Linked DNA regions of Homo sapiens: region 2 is linked to region 1. A link is an interaction called in ENCODE POLR2A ChIA-PET data of the cell type or tissue named here. Cell type or tissue: PC-9. All regions are shown on one strand. Links, peaks and the distances in the headings refer to the core of each region. The heading gives the core; the rest is flanking DNA.

Evidence for each region. Peaks named below come from ENCODE experiments on the same cell type or tissue, not always from the same donor. Only the 100,000 strongest peaks of a DNase experiment are listed, where the experiment ranks them.
Region 2: POLR2A ChIA-PET joins it to region 1 with 6 read pairs; 1 of 35 experiments calls an interaction of 5 or more read pairs at or near these places.

The regions. Positions count from the first base shown.
Region 1 is chrX:131,563,752-131,568,156 of GRCh38, forward strand. It overlaps the pseudogene OR13K1P. Among named protein-coding and RNA genes, the nearest start is that of OR13H1, 22 kb to the left of the region's middle. In PC-9, for the core only: no CTCF peak of the experiment used is centred there; DNase peaks (open chromatin) are centred at 1,280 and 2,320; H3K27ac peaks cover 1,830 bases.
Region 2 is chrX:132,366,522-132,370,926 of GRCh38, forward strand. It overlaps MBNL3 (muscleblind like splicing regulator 3), which reads right to left. Exons shown (of 9, transcript NM_001386889.1): 9 at 2,799-4,405. The region is part of intron 2 of RAP2C-AS1 (RAP2C antisense RNA 1); the gene reads left to right. Among named protein-coding and RNA genes, the nearest start is that of MBNL3, 120 kb to the right of the region's middle. In PC-9, for the core only: no CTCF peak of the experiment used is centred there; a DNase peak (open chromatin) is centred at 1,620; H3K27ac peaks cover 848 bases.

The DNA.
Region 1 (4,405 bases), core at 277-4,276:
GGTGTTGTGACCCCTATGTTGAACCCCCTCATTTACACCTTGAGAGACAAGGATGCGAAAATGCTCTAAGAAAAATAATTAGGAAGAAAGAGTCCTAAAAGAATGTGAATATCGCATGGAGGCTCATCTAACCAACAGTTTGATATTGACTTGTAAAAATAACAAGGTAGAAATACTAAACAACATTTTATAAGATAATTAAAGTGTTTTCTCTATTTCCAACAGGCATGTAAAATCTTTCCACTGAGAAAAAAAATGTTAAACTTTTATAGTACCACCATTTAAGTAGTACACAGGGCAGCCTTGAAGGAGAGTTTTAAAATAAAATAATAATTAGTACATTGTAATCCTGAGCAGTTTGATTTTATTTTACTAAATTGGAAATATTCTATTATAATATAATAATAATATGCTGAGATTCCCTTTTTTAGGTGAAAAAGAGCAAAGTTGCAAAATCGACAATTCTTATCTCAATGTTTTTGGTGTAAAATGTGTCATAACCCACACTTTGAAGTGATGGAGGTGAGTAGAGAGAAAAAAATTACTTAACTACTACATAAGTGTCTGCATAGAAGGTCCTCTGCTAAAGCAAGGAGGCCTTCAAGACTGTGAACCTACTGAGAACTAGAACTGATAGACATTATGGAAAATGCAATTACATGTCTTGATCAGTAGATAGGGCTATATTTTCTCTATGAGTGTGCACTATTCCTTCCAACTTCCAAAGGTGATCTAAAGGTGTTGACCTTACAAACACAGCAAATTTAACTCAGGAGGAATGTCTTTTAAAAAGCAAATATATACAGTATTTTTAAATTATAATGTTAATTATTTAAAAGTAGATAAAACGGTAGAGAATAAATTTAAAAATCACCTATAATTCCAACACTCAATGAGGCTTGCATCAGTTTGGGGTTCAGATATGCATGTATTTAAGTCTGCTATGCACAATTATTTCAGATTCAGCTCATCACTTTCCATATTTACACCTCAGTTTTCTCATCTATAAAATGGGGATTATAAGAGTGCCTACCTCACAAAAGTGGTTTTGAAAATTAAATGTGATAATACAAGTCACATTTCTATCACAATGTCTAGCATATGGTGGACATTGAATATGTATCAACCAAAAAAATACCTGTCAATTTGCCCTTTAAAATCCACACCCATTGTATGAGTGGTCATTTGCCTATGTCTATACCAATAATGACTGTATCATTTAAAAATATTCCATGACAATATGACAGACTGAAAATTTGTGTTTATTATCTTATTATCTTTGAGGTTGGGTCAAAATGTCAGTGAGTCAGCCCAACTCTGGAAAAAAGAAAATACTAAACTCAGTAACGTATGACTAATAAAAGCTTCCAAACTTGTTTCAATCTAATTGACTCCACCATTGCTTCTGGATACATCCTGGCAGGTACACCCAAAGTTGGATCTATTCTATTTCACTCTGGTAAGCACTCCTGGAATTAATACTTTATCCATCAACAACAGAAGCTGACTGAAGACTATTGTAAGTGCAAACAAAAATGAGAAAAGCATGGGAACCCCAATAAAGAACTCTTTGGAAAAGAAATCTATGGTGCTATACAAATTTTGTCGTAACATTATCAATTTAATCCTGAAAAAATTCTCATGTAAGTTTAATTTCTGATGTTTTCTAATCCTTCTCATCTAACCTAACGCAACCCTGAAACTAGAAGGAAGGTACTATTAACTAACAAGAAGACACAGTGAGCAGATGAAGTCAAACACTAGAGGATGGAAACAAATATGATTTCTCAGATGTAAGGGGGAAAAAGGGAGGAAAACTGCAAGCCTAATACTTATTAGAGTTTGATCATTTTCATTAGGAACTAAGAGGAGGTAGAGAGGAACAAGAAATGAGATGTGCCTTGTGCTGACAGAGAGAAATTTATCGGGGAGAGGCAGGGACCTTTTTAGCTGTGAGAGAAAATTAGACAGGTAAACTAATTTCTTTCCTTTTGATTACCTCAAGGAGAAGTTAGACAAGACTCTCTCTAGAGAAATGTGTTACATCTGGAAGTGGAGAACAAGCTACAGGAAGCTTTCTAACATGAAGTCAAGACTCTGGATGAGTAGAAAATGTAAGAAATTATAAGAACAACTGTTCAGTTATAGTTGAATGTGTTAGGTGCCTTTATATTAAAAGTTTGCTGTGAAATTTGCCTTCTCCAAATCTTCCTTGTATTACAAAATAAACAAGTCTGAGTCATAATAAATAAGCAATACTTTAGAACTACCCTAAGCCTTGGGAAATTTGTTTAAATTTCTTATCTCTGCCAAACAGCAGTTATGACTCGTAGCTGATAATGGACAACTCTGCGTCTCTGCACACCATCTCCTCATAAGGTGTGCCAAAATCACAAAACAACATCTTAGAAGGTTGAACTGACCCCTTAAAAAATCAACATCGCTGAGAAAAGAGCTTCGTGCTGTGTACTGGCAGCAGCAGAGCAAACAAAATGCACTTGAGCACCATAACCACAACTTTTCCAGGAAGTATTTCACAGAAATAAATTTTAAAATTTGAAAAAAATTAAGAAGAAATCATTGAACTTTTAGTGAATTTGTCAACAATGTCAGTACTAAGTAGTAAGAAAATAAAATTAATTACCTACAGAATGGTCCTTTGGTTTTAACAAGTCATGAAAGCAGAACTAGTCAATCTACCATTTTCATCACGTAGAAAGGAGTACATAGAAAAGTGCTCATTTGTTCCTGCAATTTTTTGTTGTCGTTGGCTCAATTAAAATAATCATCAAATAAAGTTTTTCACTAATGCATTTGAGTCATGGCCCTGTATGCCCATATCTGCTTGTCCACATATATACATGGACATATACACACAAGCTTTATTGTCAGAAAGACCTGAACTTGGGCAATATATTTTAACCCCTCTGAAACCCTCATTATCAGCTATGTAGTATAGAATATAATAACCTCTACTTCATAGTGCTGCTTATGAGCATAAGATAAACAGTGTAAAACACTTAGTACAGTACTTGGCAAATAGTAAGCACCTTAAAATACTTTATTACTTTTACTATTCCCATTTTTATTATTTTTAATTGACATAATAATTGTATATATTTATGGGATACAGTGAGTATGTGATAATCAAATAAGGTTAATTTACATATTCATCACTTCAAACATTTATCATTTCTTTGTGTTGGAAACATTCAAAATCTGTTCTTCTAGCTATTTGAAAATATACAATAAATATTGTTGATTTCAGTCCCTCTTTAGTGCTACAGAACACTAGAACTTATTCCTCTTATCTAGCTGTACCTTTGTACCTGTTGACCAAACTTTGGCTATCCTCTCTTCCTCAAACCTTTCCCCATCTCTAGTAACCACAATTCTAGTGTCTACTCGTATGAGATCAACTTTTTTGCATCCACATGTGAGTGAGGACATGTGGTATTTATTCTTCCGTGCCTGGCTTTTTCCATTTTGCATAATGACCTCTAAACTCATCCATGTTGTTGTGAATTACAGAATTTTGTTCTTTTTATGGCTAAATAGTATTCCATTGTGTATCTATGACACATTTTATTTATCTATTCATATTTTGATGGCCACTTAGGTTGATTCCATACTTTGGCTGTTATGAATATTGCTTCAAGAAAACATGGGAGTGTGGATATCTTTATGAGGTGGTGATTTCATTCTCTTCGGGTATATACCCAGAAGTGAGATTGCTGGCTCATACAGTAATTCCATTTCTAGTTTTGTAAGGAATCTTTATACTGTTTTCCATAATGGCTGTTCTTATCATCATCATTAGTATTATATAACTCTAGTACCAGAGATGCCCTTATATTGAAAGGCTTAATTTATTCTATGTGTAGCAAGGTTATCACACTTTTCTTGACTAAAGCTCATACAGGGAATTATAGAGAGCATATACAGGCATGTGTGTGTGTCAGGATGTAAGTGTTGAAGGATGTTTCACACTTTGCCTCTTTTTGCACCTTACTTCACTTATTCAACCAATATTTATTGAATATATTCTATGTGTTAGGTGATTTGCTAGCACTGGGGATCTACAGGAAAAAAAGACAAATTTCTTGCTATTTGTTAGTAGGGACTAAATGTTTTAAAATACAGACATTAAGCAGGCTATCACATTTATAAGCAAAACAATTTGAGAGCATAAGAAGTACTCTGAAGGAAACAAACAGAAAGCTGGAGCAAAGAGCAATGAGTGAGACTTCCTTATGATAGAATTTTCAGGTAAGAGCTCTCAAAAGAAATTATATTTAAACTGAGACTGAAGGATTCACATTAAATGCTTAGTACAAATATTGAAGAGTGAGGAGATGAGTATACTAGAATGAAGGGGGAAAAAAATGTAAAGGCCTGAAAGAAA
Region 2 (4,405 bases), core at 68-4,067, 800 kb after region 1:
GATCTCCTGACCTCGTGATCCGCCTGCCTTGGCCTCCCAAAGTGCTGGGACCACAGGCATGAGCCACTGCGCCCGGCCTTCTCCCCCAAGTTTTTATTGCATTTGTACTGTATGGCTACTGTTCCAAGTATCATAAAGGATACTAAAATCAAAGAGACATGGTTCTTGCTCTTGAGAAGCCAGATTTAATGAAGGAGGCACAGAGACAACGTTAGAAGCGCTATAGAGGATGTGGGAATTGAGCTTTGAGATCACCTGGTAAGCACTAAAAAAATATTAGCTGCATCTCAGTGTAGCAGGTGAGGCCAGAGAAGACCTCAAGGGAGTGCTAGTTGATACATACATATGTACTAGTCCATCCTCATGCTGCTAATAAAGACATACCTGAGACAGGGTAATTTATAAAAGAAAGAGGTTTAAAGGACTCACAGTTCCCCATGGCTGGGGAGGTCTCACAATCATGACAGATGGTGGAGAAGGAGCAAAGTACATCTTACATGGCAGCAAGCAAGAGACATGTGCAGGGGAAGTGCTCTTTATAAAACCATCAGATCGCGTGAGATTTATTCACTGTCACAAGAACAGCACAGGAAAAACCCACCCCCAGTGATTCAATTACTTCCCACTGGGTCCCTCCCAGGACATGTGGGGATTATGGGAGCTACAATTCAAGATGAGATTTGGATAGGGACGCAGCCAAACCATGTCAACATAGGATGGGTTTGCAGAGAAGAGGAAGAAGAAGAAGAAAAGATGTTCCAAGTTGAGACGAAAAGGCAGACATGGGAACCTATGGTGTGTATCTGGGAAACAGAGAGTGGTGTAAGGCAGATACAAGTTAAAAATAAGAAGCTTAATTTTCCCTGTTGAACATAAGGGAAGAGTCTTCTTTCTACACTACCCCCTTCCGTTTTCTTTTAAAATTTCTTTCTCTGTCCTTTGCAAGTCTTTTTTATGCAAATATTTTTAATAGCTAAATAAGTAAGCCTTTCTTCCAGTCTTACAACTCCTAGGAGCTATCTTTTTGAAATGCAAACATCAAGGGAGGTAGCAACCCTGTCCCCTAGTTCCCATAGGAGGGTAAGAGCCTAACTTTCATGGGCCTTGCTCCAGTTTGCAAAACTACCTCCTGCTTAAAATAGATGAGAAAATTTGTTTCTTCTTCAGATAAAGCCAACACAAGTGACTTCTCCAATTATCACCATAAAGTTAGGACAAAATTTTGTGTGACAAAAGGTGCTCTCAAATCCTCTTGCTCAAGGACTAGTCATTACTTATATTGGGAACATACATGTAATGGGTTGTATCTGCTTGGCTATATTAGGGGGTGAGATTCCTTTCTGTCTTTGCATTCTCTTAGCAAGTTACCTGTGATGTACATCACATTCTGGTTTAATGTTTGTTCAATAATAAGAGTGTTTTCTTTCTTTACTATCTTTCTGGAGAAGATTTCTGGATTGGGAGAAGATCTCTTGTTTTATTACATTTCCCCAACAGTGCTTTAACTTGCCTGGAATGTACAGTGATGAAGTTTTTCCTTGATTAAACTTTAGTCAGATTCCTCTGAGTCCTCTTCCCAACTTGGCCTCAATGTTTACACTTCCATGTTTGTCTTTGCATTGCTCAATTTTAGCAAGAATCTTGCCAAGTTGGTTTAGCCAGAAGCCCACCCTTGATATCTGATCAGGTTTCTCATCCTCTACCAACTCCCAGTTGATGTCTTTTCACCCTGACCTGTCTTCAGCAAGAATCCTGTTAGGTCAGGTTAGCCAGAATCCACCCCCCACCCCACCCTGCCCCTTATCTCTGATGTTTCCTCTTAGTAATCTTCCATCCACTGTCCCCTACCCTGCTCCTTGGCTATAAATTCCCAGTTTTCCTTGTTGTATTTAGAATTGAACCCTGTTCAATACTGAAATCTCTTTTCCCATATGGCAATAGTCCTGAATAAAATCTGTTTTTACTGTTTGAACCACTGTTCACCTTTGGCTTGCTTTTATAACACATTACAGAAGGCAGAGGGGAAAGGTGAAGGGCACGCCCAAGGGCAGAGCACGAAAGAGTGCTATGTCAGAGTGTAGACTATTCCATAGATATTGAGGAGCTGTAAAGATTTTAATCAGGAATCGAAATAATCCACCATCTGACTTTAGGAAAATGACTCTGGCAGTAATGTGGAGGATGGAGCAGAAAGGAGAAGGGTCAAATGGCGCAGCACTGAATACATTCATAATCATAATTTTCCAATTATTTTTTAGTCTGTTATTACTAAAAAAGTTATTCTTGGACTGACTTTTCCCTAAGCCACCCTAACAATATCTAGAGCTGTATTTTTTTCCCCCATAGGAACATTTCTCCAGAATGTGGAGAGTAGAGGACAACATGTTGGGATGCCTGACACTCCTTGGATATTGTTCCTGAGTGGTTTGGGTGTTCCTCTGGATCCAGAATTTCATCCCAATGACACTGAGATTCCAGGCTTCTTTAGTATTTCTGATGGTGTCCATCAGAAGAAAGGAGTTGCTTATTAGAGTGTTCTCTACCGCTGGCTTGTAGTTCAGTTTATGGTAAACACTTGCTTATCACTGAGGTTTTGTATATGAATTGTGAAAATGGGGTGTGATTGTTAGAACAAATACCGCTTGACTTTCATTGGCAGCCCTTTCTGTGAGCCCCAAATTATGACCACTGTTTGCAGGGATTCTTATGGGTGCAAGTTTTCCTAGTATAACTACCCGTAAGTGGATTTAACTTGGGACTTTTTTCATAGAAATTGAGAAGGACTGAAACACTTTGAATAAACTACACACACATTTATTAAATAGTGAAATGGTTAACAAAGGCACATCAATAACCACTTACTATATATACAGAAATATATATAATTAACATGGATCCAATTATCTCATAACTGCCATTTTTTCCAACAAAGAGTCATTCAATTCTTCATGTCATGAAGGTTAAAGGCAAAGTCTTAGTCCCCATCTTATGCTTTCCCACCCTCTTCTTGAAAACTACATTGAACCTCTATGGGTTAATCATCGTCTTCTGTAGCCATAAGGTCTCTGCAAGCATGCTGACTGCAGGCTCCTCAGATTCTTTCTCCATTCCCTCAAGTCCAGTTTTTAATGAACAGGCTGTTTGCTTTAGCAGGTGCTGTTGCTGGTATTCATCCAGTTACACTATGATTTTTTAAAAATAAATCTTTCCTTGTACTTGTACATGCCTGCATTGCATTGCATCACTTATGAAGAGATAGCTCCCTCTCTCATCAGGAAAACTGGATTTGTGTGTCTATGTCTGTTGCACTTTGCACCGGATGCCCTGCCTGCCTTTTCACTGTGTTCTTTCCATGCACAACAGAAAAATGCTGGGCTGCACTGGCCAGAACTGCCATTGTATACTAATTTCTGCATCCACTTTAGAATGCTGTGCTTTTGCTTTGGACATGTTTGTACAAATGGGAATCAGATAGTCTGTCCCTCTCACAAAGCTATTTCCTGGTGGCTGCCCTTTGTATCCAAAATCCTCTGTTTGGAGCTCTTGGCTTTTATTCCCCAGACACCCACTGTCCTCCTGCCTAAGGGAGTAGTGTAAGTCAGGCACTGAACAGAAAAGCTGGGAAGGTTTAGTTAAATGCGCATTTCTAGTACAGGAAAGAGCCAAGTAGAAAATCAGAGAATGTGTGTCCATCTGTTAAAGTTTAACAAATATAGGCTTTAAATTACTCCAGAATTATAATCATACCTCAGGCCTGTCATTGTATCATGCCCTCTACAGATGATGACCATGGGAATGGATTCTGGTCAGTGGAATTTTAGGATGTTCACTATCTATTCAGTATTTTAGGTTCATTATCATATCAGAACTTTCCAGATAATAACAAAATTACGAGAGTGTTCATTTTTTGGCCTTCCTGATGTGGTGAATGACTGCATTGCTTATAGGAATTCCATCTCTGCACCTAAACACTGAGATTCAATGCCTAGAAGTTTGCTTAAGTAAAACATATTTCCCTTATCTATGCATGTAGGTGTCTGATATTTGCCCATTGGAAAGTCATGCCTTTTTAAATGTGAACACTTCCAGGACAGGCAGTATACTAAATACGGCCATTCTTGAACACCATAGGGTAATTTGTCTCTTAGATCTCAACTATGAGCAGTTCTCCATAGTCTGAGAAGCCCAACAGGAAAGCACTTAAGGGGAAAAGTCCAGATCTATCAGAGGAAACAGGCCTGATAAGTTGCTATCATGAGGATTTTCCAGGGCCAGAGGCCACCATGAGGGATGAGAAAAGGATGCTGTGAAAAGAATTTGAAAAGTACCCAAGACAAACTTGGTTTACATCTGGTTTTGCCTGTGGGTCAACTTTCTTCCAGCCAATAGAAACTCCAAGTCTCCA